Regions from separate parts of the Homo sapiens genome. Here region 2 is linked to region 1. A link is an interaction called in ENCODE POLR2A ChIA-PET data of the cell type or tissue named here. Cell type or tissue: OCI-LY7. All regions are shown on one strand. Links, peaks and the distances in the headings refer to the core of each region. The heading gives the core; the rest is flanking DNA.

Region 1 (9,040 bases), core at 384-8,383:
ATGAGATTTTGTCAATAGACCGTTTAATTTTCTTATGTTTATTTAAATTACTCTGTGGCTTGTGTTTTGTTTTGATTGATTGATTGATTTTTTGTAATTACATTACAGTTCCATACTACCATCTTGCAAGTTTCCATCCCTTCATTATTGCCAGCAACTGTAAGCATGGAAACTTCTGAAAAATCAAAGTTGACTCCTAAGCCAGAGACTTCATTTGAAGAAAAGTATGTCATTTATTAACAGTGCAATATAAATGTTCAAAAAAGTAGATCAGCCAAAGACAAGGATGTATTGCATTTATTTACAGACACAATTTTTACCTAGAGAAGCAAGAAACTGCAAGATGTCCACTGGGGGATCTGTAATCAGTTCTGTATTATGGAAATAAAAGGTGTGAAGCAGGAAATAATAAGAGATCAGGCTGGGGAGGTAGGGTTGTCAGGTTAGAAAGAGATTTTAAGGAACTTGGCCAAGTGTGGTGGCTCACGCCTGTAATCTCAGCACTTTGGAAGGCCAAGGTGGGCAGATCACTTGAGGCCAGGAGTTTGAGACCAGCCTGGCCAACATGGCGAAATCCCGTCTTTACTGAAAATACAAAAATTAGCTGAGTATGGTGGCACACGCCTGTAATCCCAGCTACTCAGAGGCTGAGGCACAGGAATCACATAAGCCCAGGAAGCGGAGGCTGAAGTGAGCCGAGATCACATCACTCTACTCCAGCCTGGGTGACAGAGCGAGACTCTGTCTCAAAAAGAAAAAAAAAAAAGTTTAGGGAACTTGGATTTTTATATCCGAGGTCATAGGTAACTGTCAAAGGATTGTAAACTAAATAGTCACAGTCACGGGCTGTAAGTGTGTTTGAAGGATGGGTCTGAAGGGGACAGGAAAAGGATACAGTAGTTTGTCTCTAAGAAAATAGAATGTTTTGCCAACATATTCCCAGATTGTCTAGTCTTATTTTAGGCCAAATAAAATAGGACATTTAAAAAAATAGAAATAGCTTCCTTTGCATAATTTTTTGTTTTTGACTTATCTGTTCACTTAGAACATATATGGTCTTTTATTCGTGAAGTTAATAAATACCTTTTGTTCTTTACATTTTAGTGATGGAAACATAATCCTTGGTGCCACTGTTGATACCCAACTGTGTGATAAACTTTTGTAAGTTACATTTTATTGAATGTGAAAAATGTGATTGAGGCTAGAGAAAGAGAGTTCTGTTATACTAACAATTACTAATATTAACAGCAAATGACCGAGGCTGTTAAATTACTGAATAAATCAATGTAGCTATAATAATTGGGTGGGGGTGAAGGTGGGGAGCTGTAAGTTTACAAAGAAATAATTTCTGATTTGCTATTATCTCATGCCAGGGTTTTGCAGATCTCATGCCGGGGTTTTGCAGGTCTCTAGCCTTGCTTCATCAGTTTTCATTTGAAGTTCAATGCTTTTAATTCATTTTTGCACTGACATATTTTGAGTCCAGTGGGAAGGCATCACAGGGAATGATGTGATGCTTGGAAAGCTGAGATGGGTTTTTTTGCACTTTCAGTTTTATGAACTGACCTAATATCTGTGTTTATCCAAGTTAAAGTCTGGATTAAATTAGGAAAGTCTATTTTCAGAGCAGTACTCAAAAATGAGATCTTTTCTTTCTCACTATTATCTTTTACTTTATTTGGTAGTTGATACTTCTGGCAATACACCTAAATACAGAAGAAATGCCTTTTGAAAGTTTGTAAATGTGCATATTTATATTATTCTGTTTCGTAGAGGCAAATACATTACTTCTCTGTCACTCTCTCTAAACTGGTCACATATCTCTACCTTCAAGTTTTTAGTAACACCAGCTCTATATAATTGAATATTAATTATGTGAAAGAGAAAGTCTCTGGATGTTTATAGTGTCTCTTTGCCTTCACTAGGATAGCAAATGAATTATTATGGGCAGCATTAGGGATTCCTCTACTATGCTTTAATTAGAACTATAAAATGAATTGCTTTGCCAGACTCAGAAATGTGATTCCCTTGTGAATTGAAAAGTGAAACTTCCATTCTTTATTTTAATTAGAAGGATTAGATATAAATAGTACGTGAGTATTTTTAAAGTTCCTAGTACATGCAGAGGATGCAGCACTAGTCCATGGAAAACACTGCTTTATTTTCGAATATTGACATCACAAGGCTAGTCCTAAGTGCTTTTCCAGCTCTTCTAACATGTGCAGAACAGTTAGAATTATTGGCAGGACAGTTAATCACCCCTGCTTTTAAAAGAACTAAATGTTGTCATTTAGTGAAGCACATAAGTGACTGCCTGATTCCAGATTTTCTTTTATTGCCAGGATTCAACCCACACGCAATTTTAGTTTCTTTCCAAGATGTTTTACTTAGAAACAGTGGCACTGGAGCCACTTATTATTAATTGTTATTACTGTTATTTTTAGAACTTCAAGTCTGCAGAAGTCCAGCAGCCTGGGCAATCTGAAGAAAGAGACATCTGATGGGGTGGGTTCTGTGTTTTTTGTTTTTTTTTGTCTGTTATCCTGAGAAAAAACTATTTAGGGATCTTCATCTTTTCCCTTTTTGCAAATAAAACTCTTATGAAGAGCTTGTGGTTTTTAGTGGAAAATTATTAGATGTTAGGTTTAACAGTAAATATTAAGAAGTATGAATATGAAGGATTGAAAATAGTATGTAAAACCAAAAATGGAGACTTTAATAAAACATTTTGGAAAATAAACAATACTAAGATTTTGTAGCTTAGAAGTAGATATAAAATTATTTTAACTTATGGAGTTGTATGTGACAAATTCAGAATTATACAAAGGATTTCCCTAACAACCTTAAATATTGTTATTGCTTTGAACAGGAAAAGGAAACTATTCAGAAGACTTCAGAGGTAACTTTTTGTCCAAATTACAATGCAAAAATATTTCTACTTCCATTACATGTAAATTGCTTAAATGTCTCCAGTAGATAAAAACTTTCAGAACCTCTAGAACATTATGCTAAATGAAGCCAGACACAAAGTTCACATATTATATGATTCCGTTTATGTGAAACATCCAGAACAGATAAATCTATAGAAATAGAATGCAGATCGGTGGTTACCAGTGGTAAGAGGTGGGAAAAATGGGGAGAAGCTGTTTAAGGGTAAGGGGTTTTGCTTTCGAATGATGGAAATGTTTTGGAAGCAGGTAGAGGTGGTGGTTGCACAACATCGTAACATACTAAATGCCACTGAATTGTGCACTTTAAAATTGTTAATTTTGTTATGAATTTCACTTCAGTAAGTTATTAAAAAACAAAACCATAGTCTCTCAGTCATGCTACTTAATGTTCCTAATGACCATAACTGAGCTTCCTTAGACCTCCCCAAAAGCCCTTCTTAGATTACCATTAGATTATACACCCGGTGCCCATCTAAAGCAAACATTTTGGTATGTTTAAAGATGTCGTCAACATGTGCTCAATTCTTCTTTCCCCTGATTTTTTTTTTTTTTTTTTTTTGAAATGGTATCACTTTGTCGTCCAGGCTGGAGTGCAGTGGTGCAATTATAACTCACTGTAGCCTCGATTTCCTGGGCTCAGGTGATTTTCCCACTTCAGCCTTTCAAGTAGCTGGGATTACAGGCGTGCACCACCATACTCGGCTGTTTTTTTTTTTCGTTTGTTTTTTTTTTTATTTTTTATTTTTTAAGTACAGATGAGATCTTGTCATGTTGCCTAGGCTGATCTTGAACTCCTGAGCTCAAGTAATCCTCCCACCTCTGCCTTTCAAAGTACTGGGATTACAGGCATGAGCCACTGTGCCTGTTCTGTCCTCTGATTTTCTGTCATTAACCTTGTGAAGATTACAGCCTGATAGGCTACCTCCAGATCCAGTCTCTTGACTGTTGGCTCTTAGTGCCTGAGTCATATGTGGATAGAATTGACAAAGCAGCCAGTGGTGACAGCTATAATTAAAATCCTTGTTGTCTTTTCAGTTCAATAAATGGTTAAATGATTTTGACGTCATTGTTGAGCCATGGATGATAATATCACTAAATTGTGCCATCTGTAAACTTTTGGTTTCTATGAGCTGTAGATATATAGAGTAAAATAACCACCTAAAATACCTATATCCCCTCACCCTTTTCTCTGCTTCTGTAAAAAAAGAAGCAGAGGGCAAGAATTATTTCTACTTCTGCAAAAAAAAGAAGCAGAGGGAAAGAATAGAGAAATGAAAACAAGAAGACAAAAGTATCTTTGTATAAAGGACACCCACTTCAATAAATGGTGCTGGGAAAATTAGATATCCATATGTAGAAGAATGAAATTGGACTTCACCTGTCACCAAATCAACAAAAATCAACTCAAGATGGATTAAGAACTTACATATAAGACCAGAAACTATAAAACTGCTAGATGAAAACATAGGGGAAACACTTCATGACATTGATCTAGGCAAAGCATCTTTGTATAAATACTAAAATAATATACTGTGTTACAGCTGGCTCTAATTGCCCATTCAAAGAACCAAAAAGCTCAAAATAAAGTTGCTCACTGTGCCTTCATTTTCTTATTCTTTGAGGAGAATATTTAAAATAACTGGAATAGAATCTCCTTATACTGCTGGTATAGAAGTTTGAACTAATGCCTGCTTTGTAGAATAATTAATATTATATTAGGCTTCTATTGACAAAGTTATAATATAAGAATATGAACTGTATTATAGCTAAATCCGTGACATAATTGTTAGAAAAGTCAGAAATCTGCTGCTATTATTCTGGTTATGTAATGTCTCCATGTCTTTTGAGGAATGAGGCAAACAAAATTTAAGAATTTTTGTATCCTAAATATTTAAAGCCCTAGACATATCGATTCTAGATTAGTGATGAACATGTTTTCCTTGTTGCTTTTGTTGTTGTTTCTTAAGTAGCTTTCAGAATTGATTTTTTTTCAACTTCTGATAAGGCATTTGACATTGGTGATCAATGTATTAGTTCAGTTATTCTTTTGAATAAACTCATGGATGTGGCGTGAGTGAGTATTTGCTGTTAGCCTGGCATGTGCTGAGGATGCTGCACCTGAGAGCTGTTTCACTATTCTTATTTGCCTCTCAGGACAGAGCTCCGGCAGAAAGCAGGCCATTTGGGACCCTTCCTCCCAGGCCCCCAGGGCAGGACACCTCCATGGATGACAACCCCTTCGGCACTCGAAAAGTCAGATCTTCCTTTGGCCGGGGCTTTTTTAAAATCAAAAGTAACAAGAGAACAGCAAGTGCACCAAACTTAGGTACGTATGACCAAAATGCCTTTGCCCTAATTCTTCCACAAGGAGGAAAAGAGCAGTGTCTTCCCTTCCCTTACTCTTTCATTCATTGATTCATTTCTCTTTCTCAGAAACGAAGGTGAATGACTTAGGGGAATTTAGCAAAAAATGCCTCCGTGGATTTAATTTAGTGTTGTGAAGATATATAGACTCTCACCCTGCTCTCTCCTGTGGTATAAACTTAGCGGAAAGACCTAAAATCATGATTCCCTTTGACTTCATCATGGAGTTTCCCATCTGTTGTGATAGTGGATAAATTAACATTGACGTTGAGCCTGTGTGTAACATCAGAAGCACTGTGTGCCGCATGCCTCTCCTCCACGGTGTGTATTTGGCGAGGAGGAGTCTGATCTGCATTTCATTTTGTCATCTCTGTGTTCTCTCCATTGGGCTGCGTGTGATTGTGTGCGTTGTTGGGATATCTGAAGATCGTAAACGAAGTGCCAGTGCACCCACCCTAGGTATTGTACCCCTGCATGCCAGCCTTCACCAGCACTGTGCTCCAAACCAATCTAATCCCTGCTCTTGGCATCTGTGATCTCTAGAAAGCGATCTGACAGCAATCAGAAAATGTAGTTCTCTATTCCGGAGTGTTCTTTCCACCTTCTGCTAAAAAGGACTCTGTAGAGGCTTTGCTTCCAAGCCTAAATGCTGTTTTAACCAATACTAGTAACACTCACTGTGTGAATAGCTTTGAGAGGACCTAGACGTGTGCAGCATCCCTCAGAGTGCAGGGCAGGAATGTCCTGGCATTGTACATTGCAGCTCTTTCAGCCTTGAAGTGCATATTACCACACACTAACTCCCAGGTCCTTGCAGTCCGTTCTCCATGCTTACATTTCCCCCAGCCTCCAAAAAGAAATTTTTTTGGCCATATAGGGAGGTTTATAGAAGACATTGAATATTATAGTTTTAGGCTTACTTCTCTTAGGGGAACATTCTTCTGACGTTTTATTACTTTGAAGATGGAGATAATATTTAGTGATGACAGAAGCAACTTTACTTGATATCTGAGGCGTTACCCCCCAAAGTGATTTTAGAAGAGGGGCAGCTCAGTTTTCCTCTTTGTAAGGCAGGGGACAAATGGGGAAAAAAGTTCTCAAAATAAAAAAGAGAAATATGGTAGTTTTAAGATGAGGATAAGCTAGGCAGCATTTTCAGGGGCACCTGTAGCCATCGTGGTTGAAGGATTTGAATTGGGAAAGTTCCTTTGGGTTTTTCCAAAAGGTGCTGTTACCTTGTATAGATATCCACCTATCTATTCACATGGACCAGCAAACGGGACTTCTCTCTCTATCGATATAAATGTCTAGAATGAACACTGGATGCATAAAATAAACTGATCTGTTCAGACAACTATTTTCAAATAGTTTTTTTTTGCATCTTTCTTAGAAGAACTGTTTTGTTAATGCTAAGAGGTAAATGCTGCTTATTATAACCTATAATCACAGCTCTGCTTTGTAGAAAAATCAACTTTCTGCAACTCATAGATCTTGCTGAAACACTGTTCTTGTGATTTTAGTACAACTTTTACTTTCTTTTATAAAGTATAAAATCTCACACTGAAGACAACAGTAGCCCTTGTGTTTGCTAGTATGGGATTGTCCACTAAGGGACAGCTAAAAGAACTGAAATAGTTAATGCTTGGAGATCTGAGAGTGGCAACTGTGGATGTGATTCTTTTAAGGTAAAATCAACAGGCACTTACTTTATGTCAAAAGAAAAATTAGGCATATCCAGTTCATTCTTCTCTCAGTGCCTAGGATTTAATAGATTGGAATACATTTCAAAAATAAAGAATTGCTTGAACTGGGTAACTGATTTGATGTAAATGCCAAAGGAGAAGGAGTAAAAGGAAAATGACATAGAGTCTGAGCTAGAGTAACAGGGACAGTATTAATTAATATTAACCAAATATCAAATAAGAACATTTAAGAGACGAGGCCAGGCGTGGTGGCTCACGCCTGTAATCTCAGCACTTTGGGAGGCCGAGGTGGGTGGATCACGAGGTCAGGAGTTCAAGACCAGCCTGGCCAAGATGGTGAAACCCTGTCTCTACTAAAAATACAAAAATTAGCCAGGTGTGGTGGCGGGTGCCTGTAATCCCAGCTACCTGGGACACTGAGGCAGAGAATTGCTTGAACCCAGTAGGCGGAGGTTGCAGTAAGCCGAGATCATGTCACTGCACTCCAGCCTGGGAAACAGAGTGAGACTCTGTCTCAAAAAAAAAAAAAAAAAAAAAAAAACATTTAAGAGAGAAAAAGACTCTCGGGGAAATTGGATGAGTTTGTGAAGTCCCAGATGTCCCGACACACTGAATTGGGAATATCACAGGCATTTAGATACAGAGCCTAGAGAGAGAGATTAGGCCCAGAGATTCTGATCCTCTAGAGGGCATTTAGAATATAATCTTAAAGTGGCATGGGGGAAGAAAAAAAAGCAGGGGTGCTACAGCAAAGACACTATCAGATGACAGATGTAGGAGAGTGGTCATGTCAAGAAGCAAAAGGAGATGATTTTGAAGGATGTAGCAGGTAATCAACAGTACCACGTGCTATGGAAAGATTGGGAATAATTCCATTATGAATTGAAATCACTCAAGGAAAGAATGTGGCAATCCTATCACATTCTTTTAATCTCCAAAGGGCTTGTAATTTTATTAAGTTTACACACAGTAAACTATGGAGCAGAACGTATATGTGTGTTCCATTTCTAATATTTACAAGGTGCTCTTTGTAAGTCACTGATTATAGACCAACAGAAGAATTCTTAACAGTTCTAGAACCAAGAAGATTAACATCATGTTTATTCCATATTTTAAAATTCATTGTCTGCATTCTGCTCTTGGAGTAGCTGAAACAGAAAAAGAGACAGCAGAGCACCTAGATCTGGCTGGTGCTTCTTCTCGGCCAAAAGATTCACAGAGGAACAGTCCCTTCCAGATACCGCCTCCATCTCCAGATTCCAAAAAGAAATCCAGAGGTATCATGAAACTCTTTGGAAAGTAAGTAAAGCAGTAAACAAGTGGAATGGGCCCTGTCTTACATGTTGCTTAAAAGTGGCTGGACATGGGTATGGACTTTGTAAGGCCTTTGTATTCCTCTTATGGAAGGAAGTTTGGATTGTGATGTGGGATTTATTAACTCATTGGGTCTTAGTTAAAGTTTAAATTTAAATGTCTATGTTAACAACACAAAGAGGATTAGTTCCAGTAGGTGCACTAGTTAAAAATGTTCTGATTAACAAGTCTAAGGCCTCCTCAGGTCTAATACTGGCCATGTGTGTTGTCTTCTTTAGACTTAGGAGAAGTCAATCAACTACATTCAACCCAGATGACATGTCTGAGCCTGAATTCAAAAGAGGAGGGACAAGGGCAACCGCGGGGCCCCGATTAGGTTGGTCTCGAGACTTGGGACAGTCTAACAGGTAAGAAGAGCCAACTGATAGACTTTTGCATCTCTACCAAGCATCATAGCCTCATGAGTCCTGCAGTATTAGTACTGTCATTGGGTTAAACAAAGTCATTGCTTAATGCTGTGCCTAATGAAAGGGGCCATCATCTTTAGAGCCGTGCAATTTGTCAATGGTTGATGAACAAACAGAAGGTGAGGGCTGTGCGAACTAGGGGAGAGGCCAGAGCTAAAGTGTCAGCAGCATCTGTGTTAGAATGGCTCTCAGACTTAAATTTTACGTAGATGGTAATTACAAGTACTCTAAAGCATAACTT
Region 2 (9,040 bases), core at 601-8,600, 230 kb before region 1:
TTAGCTAGACTAATTTAAAAAAGAGCAAGAGAAAGAAAGAGACTCAAATAAATAAAATCAGAAATGAAAAATGGGACATAGAAACTGAGACCTCAGAAATACAAAGAATCATTAGAGACTAGTATGAACAACTGTATGCCAACAAATTGGAAACCTAGAAGAAACAGACAAACTCCAGAACACACAGAGCCTACCAAGATTGAACCATGAAGAAATAGAAAACCTCAACAAACCAATAATCCAAGCCATAATAAAATGTCTCTTATCAAAGAAAAGCCTAGGAGTTGATGACTTCACTGCTGAATTCTACCAACCATTGATTTATTTATTTTTTGAGATAGGGTCTCACTTTGTCAGCCAGTCACTTTGTCAGGTCTCACTTTGTCAGTACAGTGGATGGTTCACTGCAGCCTCAGCCTCCTGGGCTCAAGTGATCTTTCTGCCTTGGCTACCTGAATAGCTGCAACTACAGGCATGCGCCACAACACCCAGCCAATTTTTGGATTTTTTTGTAGAGACAAGGTCTCACTATGTTGCCCAGGATGATCTTGAACTCTTGAGCTTAAGTGATCCTCCCACCCTGGCCTCCCAAAATGCTGGGATTACAGGCATGAGCCACAGTGCCTGGCCTCTATCAAACATTTAAAGAACTAATACCAATACCAACCCTACTCAAATTATTCTAGAAAATTGAAGAGGACATTCTTCCAAATTCATTCCATGAGGCCAGCATTACTCTGATACCAACACCAGAGAAGAAAATACCACAAAAGAAGAAAACTACAGGTCATATTTCTGATGGACATAGATGCAAAAATCCTCAACAAAATACTAGCAAACTGAATTCAGCAATACATTAAAAAGATCATTCACCATGATCAAGTGGGATTCATCCCAGGGATGCAAGGATGTTTCAACATATGCAAATCAATACCTGTGATATATCACATTAATGGAATTAAGAATAAAAACCATATGATTATTTCAATAGATGCCAAAAAACATTTTTATAAAATTCAACATCCCCTTATGATAAAAAGGCTCCTCAAAAATGGGTATAGAAGGAACATACCTCAAAATAATAAAGCCCATCTATGACAAACCCATGGCTAACATCATAGTGAATAGGGAAAAATGGAAGGCCTTTCCTCTAAAGACTGGAACCACACAAGGATGTCCACTTTCAACACTGTTATTCAACGTAATATTGGAAAGTCCTGGCCAGAGTAATTTGGCAAAAGAAAGAAACAAAAGGCATCTAAACTGGAAAGGAAGAAGTCAAATGAGCCTTGTTTGCACATGACAAATCTTATACCTAGAGAAACCTAAAGACTCCACCACAAAACTGTTAGAACTGATAAATTCAATAAAGGTGCAGGACACAAAATCAACATACAAAAATCAATAGTATTTATATATGCCACCAGTGAACAATTTGTAAAAAATCAAGACACCTAGGAATCAATCTAACCAAAGAAGTGAAAGATCTATACAAGGAAAACAATAAAATTCTGATGAAAGACATTGAACAGGACACAATAAAATTGAAAGATACTCCATGCTCATGGATTGAAATAATTAATATTGTTAAAATTACAATACTACCCAAATTAATTTACAGATTCAATGCAATCCCTATCAAAATACCAGTGACATTCTTCACAGAAAGAGAGAAAACAATCCTAAAATTTATATGGAACCATGAAATACTTCAAATAGCCAAAGCAATCCTGAACAAAAAGAATAAAGCTGGAGGCATCACGCTACCTAACTTCAAAATTTACCACAAAGCTATAGTAACCAAAGCAGCATGATTTTATGCCAGTATGCCAGCATATTGGCATAAAAACAGACACACATAGACCAATGGAACAGAATAGAGAACCCAGATATAAATCCACGCATTTACAACCAACTCATCTTTGACGAAGGCATCAAGAACATACAATAGGGAAAGGACAGTCTTTCCAATAAATGGTGCTGGGGAAACTGGATAACTATATGCAGAAGAATGAAACTAGACCCTTATCTCTCAACATATACAAAAATCAAATCAAAATGGATTATTGACTTGAATCTAAGACCTGAAACTGTGAAACTACTAGAAGAAAACACAGGGCAAATACTCAAGGGCATTGGTCTGGGCAAAGATTTCTTGTGTAAGACCTCAAAAGTATAGGCCATCAAAGCAAAAATAGACAATTGGGATTACATCCAGCTAAAGAGCTCCTGCACAGCAAAGGAAACAACTAACAAAGTGAATAGACAACCCACAAAATGAGAGAAAATATTTGTAAACATCACTAAATCATCAGAGAAATGCAAATAAAAAACACAATGTGATCGTATCTGTCACCTCAGTTAAAATAGCTTGTATCAAAAGGACAGGCAGTAACAGAGGCCTACAAGGACGTGGAGAAAGGGGAACCCTCATCCACTATTGCTGGGAGTATAAGTTAGTACCACCACTATGAAGAATAGTATGGAGGCTGCTCAACACACTAAAGATAGAACTACCATATGATCCAGCAATGCCACTCCTGGGTATATATGTGAAAGAAAGGAAATCAATATATCAAAGAGATAGCTGCACGCCCGTGTTTATTGCAGCACTATTCACAATAGCCAAAATATGAAATGAATCTAAGTGCCCATCAATGGATGAATGGATAAAGAAAATGTGATATATATATACACAGTGGAGTATTATTAAGCTATAAAAAAAGAATGAAATCCTGCCCTTTGCAGCAACATGGATAGAAATGGAGGCCATTATGCTGTGTGAAATAAGCCAAGCACAGAGAGACAAATATCGTATGTTCTCACTCATATGTGGGAGCTAAAAAAAGTGAATCTCGTGAAGATAGACAGTAGATTGGTGGTTACCAGAGGCAGCGAAGGGGAGGGGAATAAAGGCAAAACAAAGAATATCAATGTATTTATTGCTACTGAACTGCATTTAAAAATGGTAAATATGGTAAATTATACATGTATAGTGTACCTCAATAAAATTTTTAAAAATACAGGAACCCAGTTTAATTTGAATTTCAGATAAACCATGAATTTTTTTTAGAATAAGTATATTCCATGCACTATTTGGCATATAATTATATTAAACATGTTTTTACTGTTTACTTGAAATTCAAATTTAACTGGGTGTTCTATATTTTATCTGACAACCCTATTAAGAGTTTTGAATTTCAATAATTCATATCACAGCCTTAGTTTAGGATTCTAAAATATGAAACAAAAGCCACAATTTCAAAACTGAAAACTTGCAACGTAAACTATATAAGCTCAATTTGTTACAGCTGCAATTCACTCAGACCCACATGTCCCAAGATAAGACCACAGACAAACCATTTTAACAGTTAACTCCACAGGGACCCATGTGTCCCAGCAAGACCACTTACCTTTCCACAAGTGTCTTAGCTCAGGCTGCCATCACGAAATACCACAGAGTGGGTGGCTTAAACAACAGAAATTTATTTTCTCACAGTTCTGGAGAATAGAAGTCCAAGATCAAGTGCTAGCATGGTCTGTTTCTGGTGAGGGCTCTCTTTCTGGCTTGTAGAAGGTGGCCTTCTTTTTTTCTTTTTCTTTTTCTTTCTCTCTCTCTCTTTTTTTTTTAAGACAGAGTCTTGCTCTGTCGCCCAGTCTGGAGTGCAATGGCGTGATCTCAGCTCACTGTAACCTCTGCCTCACAGGTTCAAATGATTCTCCTGCCTCAGCCTCCCAAGTAGCTGGGATTATAGGCACCCACCAACACGCCCAGCTACTTTTTGTATTTTTAGTAGAGATGGGGTTTCACCATGTTGGCCAGGCTGGTCTTGAACTCCTGACCTCGTAATCCACCCACCTCAGCCTCCCAAAGTGCTAGGATTACAGGCATGAGCCACTGCACCTGGCCAATGGTGGCCTTCTTAATGTGTCCTCACATGGTGGGAGTTGGGAAGCAGGGATTGGGAACAGAGGGAGCAGGAGGGGAAGGGGAGAGAGAGATGGAGGAGGGAGAGAGAAAGCTCTCTGGTGCCTCTTCTTATAAGGGCACTAATCTCATTTATGAGGGCCCCACCCTCATAACCTCATCTAACCTTAATTATCTCCCAAAGGCCTGATCTCCAAATACCATCACATTGGGGCGTAGGTCTTCAACATATGAATTTGGAGGGAAAAACAATTCAGTCAATAACACAGAAACTTACCTAGTTTATAAATTGGATCAATCCCTGACAAAACGTCACTGATCAACTTCCACTCTGAAAATACTCCATGACTAACCAGCATCCTAACCTCCCCACTTTGAGACACTATGGGACTCTATCAAGATGATGTTGATCCTCGAGTTTAATAAGAGCCAATGTGGGTTCTGTGACATCATCATCTCTCTGCTTCTGATTGGTCAAGTATCCTCTCTCTCTCCCCACTTTTCTCCCTCTAATCCAGTGGTTCTCAAACATTAGCTGTACCTGAGGCCCTTGGGGAGCTTCTTAAACCTCAGGCTGCTGGGCCCACTCCCGGAGTTCCTGATTCAGTAAGTCTGGGAGGGGGCCTGGGAATTTGCATTTCTAACAAGTTCCCTGATGCTTTTGCTGATGCTGGTCCAGGGACCATGCTTTAAGAACTTCTGCCTTAGAGATCCTCTTGAATTGTCTGGGGTCGGGGTTAGGGACGGTGGCTGAGCATTGGCATTTTATAAAGTTCCCCACGTGATTCTGACATGGAGACAGCATTGAAAACACTGTTCTAATGCAGTTTCCACACTGTAGTCAGTGTGCTTTTTGGAAAGCACAGATCCGATAAAGGAACTCATCAGCTTAAAACAGTGAATGGCATCTCACTGCCCTCAGTAATAGACACAGCCCCTTAACAAGGCTTATGGGGCCCTGTATGATGGGTTTCCATTTACTTCACTTTCACCTCCAGCCCCTTCTTGAGCTACCTCACCACCTCATGCCCCACAGTCCAGGATTACTGGGGAAACCACAGTTCCCTGAAGATGATCTTGATCCTTTTCTCCATAAGGCTTTGCCCATTCTGCATCTTTACTGGGGAAGCTGTCACCACCGACACACCTCTCTACCTGGCTAACCCTTTCTTGCTCTTCAGAGCCTTACTACTAACAGGGTGATCCATGGACCAGCTGCAACAGCCTCTTCGGGAGCTTGTTAGAAAGGCAGAATCGGCCAGGTGCGGTGGCTCACACCTGTAATCCCAGCACCTTGGGAGGCCAAGGTGGGAGGATCGCTTCAGCCCAGGAGCCTGAGACCAGCCTGGCAACACAGCAAAACCTTGTCTCTATAAAAAATACAAAAACTTAGCTGGGCATGGTGATCCGCATCTGTAGTCCCAACTACTCGGGAGGCTAAGGTGGGAGGAGGTCAAGGCTGCAGTGAGTGGTGATCGCAGGCTGGGAGACAGAGCAAGACTCTGTCTCAAAAAAAAAAAAAAAAAGCAGAACTTTAGGCCTCACTCCAGACCTCCTGAATCAGAACCTACATTTTAACAAGATCCTAGAATGATTCACATTTACAGTAAAATTTGAGAAACTGTTTTCGGGCTTCTGTAGATGTACTTTCTCTGGACTTACGCGTCTGAGCCCCAGAAACTCAGCCGAGTGCCTCTCCTATGTGCTGCCACCGCAACCTTCCCTAGCACTTAACACATTGCACCTGACCAGAGCCAAGTGGCCTGCAAGCTCCGCAGGGACAGGAACTGTATCTTTACGCATGCTTGCATTCTCCACTCCAGCACAGTACCTGACACATAGCAGATGCTCAAAAATAGTTATCAATTAAATACATGTTTTTAGAAACAAGTAGAGAAAGTATTAGCTTTCCGGTTAGAAAATTTTGGACTTAAGTTCTTGATTTACCACTTACTAGCTGTAGGACCTTGAACAAGTCACCCTCCTCCCAGAAGTTGTTACTCATTGTTAAATTGAGAATATTATCAAGTACCCTACAGAGGTGTTGTCAGGATTAGTGACATAATAGATGTAAACCCAGAATGCTATGTCTGCCAGGTCAGAATTGCACGATAAAGAAGAGTGCCCTCCGCCTTAGTTCTCCCAAGCGGCAAGTCTTTACTGAGTTTAGTAGAATACTACTTGTTGAAATAGAAAGGGTGGCCACACTTGAACTTAATGCCATTTTTCTTTCTATTTTCCCCCAACTGCATAAAAGCAAAACCAAATAAACAAACCTGAGAATTGAACTGGAATCAATGCTTTTCTCGGCATTGTGTCAGAAGAACAAAACTTAAACTGGGGCCAGCAGACCCTTAAGCTCCTTAAGCCAGGCTCTGGGACCCTTGGGATTAAATTTTTAAAATCCTCTCTCCAGTTCTAAACAAAAGTAAACAAGGGAACCTTTTATAATGTGGTTCAAGGTGAGGCAGTAAACAAATGACCTTTAAGCAGAATAATCAGCTTAATATGTACTAGCTGGAGGTTAACATTTGCATTGAGAAAGGTCTTATGGTCTTATTGATAATTCACTCGGAGGTCACTCTAACATCCTCTACCCTCATTCTCCAACCACATGATTCTCTAAACCCCTCAATCTCCCGCTCCCACACATAGTCTACCAGTTGACCAAATAATGAGAGAAGAATGGAATTGTCAAACCAGAATCAAAGGGGTAAAAGACAGAAGGACTTTGAAAGAGGAGAAAGAGAAGGCAAGCGGTGGGAAACTGTCCATCCACTGCAGACTCAAGTGTATGTTGGCTCAAAAAGTTGAGGACTAAGGCCAGCCTAGGTCTCAGCCACCCTGCAGGCTTTGTGTGGGTCTGAAAACTTGACCTGATTATATGCTCCTAAGTGTTCTAGACTGGCTAAACCAAGACTGTTGAATTATAAATCATGCCACCCCTGCACCCGCTTCCGTGATCACAAAAAAAACATAATGCTAGCGTTATTAGATAAGCCGCAAAGGTCATCAAGGTGTTTCTTTGAACTGCCACACCCAAACGAAATACTTGCTCTGATCTTTGCATAAACAACATTTGGATGAACAAACATTTCATACTTTCGTTATGTTTATCTTTGTAAGGGACAAAATCTGTCACCTGCTGCATACTTCTGAAAAAATTATAGGAACAAGTTGACATACTTTCTCAATTATACAGAATTCTCTGCAAAAATGAAATTATTAAAATTAATTGTGAGAAACACAGGAAACTGCTTATGGAGGGATCACAGTAAGAGACTGACAGAAGGGAGTAATGAGGCTTCTCCTCCATTTCCTTCTTGGAAACTTTTTCTGCACAGAGAAAATGTGGTTGAAAACCTATTGTGCCTTGGATTGAGTTAAAGGTCACACCCAAGGATTTATACAGATTTAGTTCTCATCTGGTCCCTTGAAGGGGGGAAAAGTTAAAATATCCAATACAAATCCATTGAGTGATGCACTGATAACACCAATTATGTCCCACTCCCCTCTTGGTACATTGGACTTCTATTTCTCTGGCTGGGTATTTCCATTGTCCTATAATACAATGACAGGCTCTTACAAGGCCAGTTTTCCCCCATTAGAGAACCAAAAGGAGGGGCTGAGCCCATTTCTTGGGCTTTAATGCCTGGCTACGTGGGTCCGAATCTCTAGCTAAGCCCTTCCTGTAGGACTGTTGAAAGACTCGAGCAGGCAGCCCTGCCTTTGCTGCCTCCCTTCATTCGTTCTCACCTCCATCCATTCATCGGCCAGTTTTAGCTCATGACCCCTACTCCAATCATAATTGTCTCCTCTTAAGTCAATCTTATCAAATGCTGTGCGGAATGGATTCTGTGGGCCACATTCAGGAACACAGAGTTCTTCCCAGCTCAGCTCTGCTCCTCTCAGGGTAGAGGTCTGTGGAGCCTCTGGCTGCCTGTCCTGTTCTGAGGGTCACACCTGGTCACCAAAACATATTCTCCTCAAGGCTGTTGACCTTCCTTTCTTGATTCAGGCCTTGCAATCCCTACCTTGGGAAGGAGGCAGGCACCCTATTTCTCTGGCCCTCCTCCCTCCCTGCCCCCACCCCCCACCAACTAGGCTGGGCTGCCTGACAAGCACCATGTGACCTCGCCTGTTTCTTCTGATGCCCAGTTTCCACTGGACCTCTGTGTCCTCATTACAAATGAATTTTATCAACTAGCTGAGGCTTCTTCTCACCTAGTTTGTTAAAATCCAACACTAGTAAGGCTAGGACCATTCCTTCAGTGCAAACAGTGTGCTGAAGATGAGTGTAAGTTAACATTGATTTTACCCTCAGCGGCTCCTGGGAAGCCATACTTCAGGACTGGTAAATCAGCACGAGGAGGATCACAACCCAAAGTGCTCACAGAGGGAGCAGTGCTGCCAATCTTTATCTAAACCAGGAACAGAGAATAGATGTTGAAAAGAATGCTCACTGGTGAAGGACTGTTCCTAGATTTTTTCTAAGTATTCTTATAGCTATTTAGAAATTGACTTTCAAGAATATTTGCCTGTCTCATAAAATTAAATAACAATTCTATATTAAGGTAAAATGGGCTAAATCTTTTTAGGTGGTGTTTTCTTGGTCTTTTTGTATGATTGGCTTCATACAGTGAGTACTGCAAAGTTATGTCCATGAACGAGGCTATCCTCACAGGGAAAGAGTTGCTGCCCTAAATAATTTCTTGGGAGGAGTGAAAGAGAAATTTTAGAAGCTTTAGGAGACACTGATTTATTCCAAAGAATTCTAGATTTTGATAAACTTTACAAATTGCCAAGCCGAGGCTCTCATTCATCTTTTCTCATGTAAATAATAGAAAGATACAAATATATCTGTCATTTATTTTACTACTACAGATAGTTATTATTTACTATTTGTTCTCTGTCCAAAATTTCAGATTACAGTTAATTCTCATTATACCTGGTAGTTCTGTTCTGTAGAGTCTCTGTGAACACTGAATTAGCAAATGCAAAACTGTTGCTCCCAGGGGAAGTACAGGGTTAGGCTCTTTCAAGCCTCTAGTCACATTTTTTTTTCTAACATTATCTTTTGGAGGCTCAGCCTGACATTGTGGGGAGAGGGGG

Evidence for each region. ChIA-PET counts read pairs that join two places held together with the same protein. Peaks named below come from ENCODE experiments on the same cell type or tissue, not always from the same donor. Only the 100,000 strongest peaks of a DNase experiment are listed, where the experiment ranks them.
Region 2: POLR2A ChIA-PET joins it to region 1 with 19 read pairs; 2 of 35 experiments call an interaction of 5 or more read pairs at or near these places.

What each region holds. Positions count from the first base shown.
Region 1 is chr12:27,671,323-27,680,362 of GRCh38, forward strand. It overlaps PPFIBP1 (PPFIB scaffold protein 1), which reads left to right. Exons shown (of 30, transcript NM_003622.4): 14 at 109-224; 15 at 1,105-1,161; 16 at 2,445-2,505; 17 at 2,870-2,899; 18 at 5,106-5,277; 19 at 5,742-5,774; 20 at 8,167-8,317; 21 at 8,611-8,739. Among named protein-coding and RNA genes, the nearest start is that of REP15, 21 kb to the right of the region's middle. In OCI-LY7, for the core only: no CTCF peak of the experiment used is centred there; no DNase peak of the experiment used is centred there.
Region 2 is chr12:27,442,292-27,451,331 of GRCh38, forward strand. SMCO2 (single-pass membrane protein with coiled-coil domains 2) reads left to right here and starts at 4,445. Exons shown (of 9, transcript NM_001395208.2): 1 at 4,445-4,534. It overlaps BMAL2-AS1 (BMAL2 antisense RNA 1), which reads right to left and starts at 4,343. Exons shown (of 4, transcript NR_109975.1): 1 at 4,206-4,343. In OCI-LY7, for the core only: no CTCF peak of the experiment used is centred there; no DNase peak of the experiment used is centred there.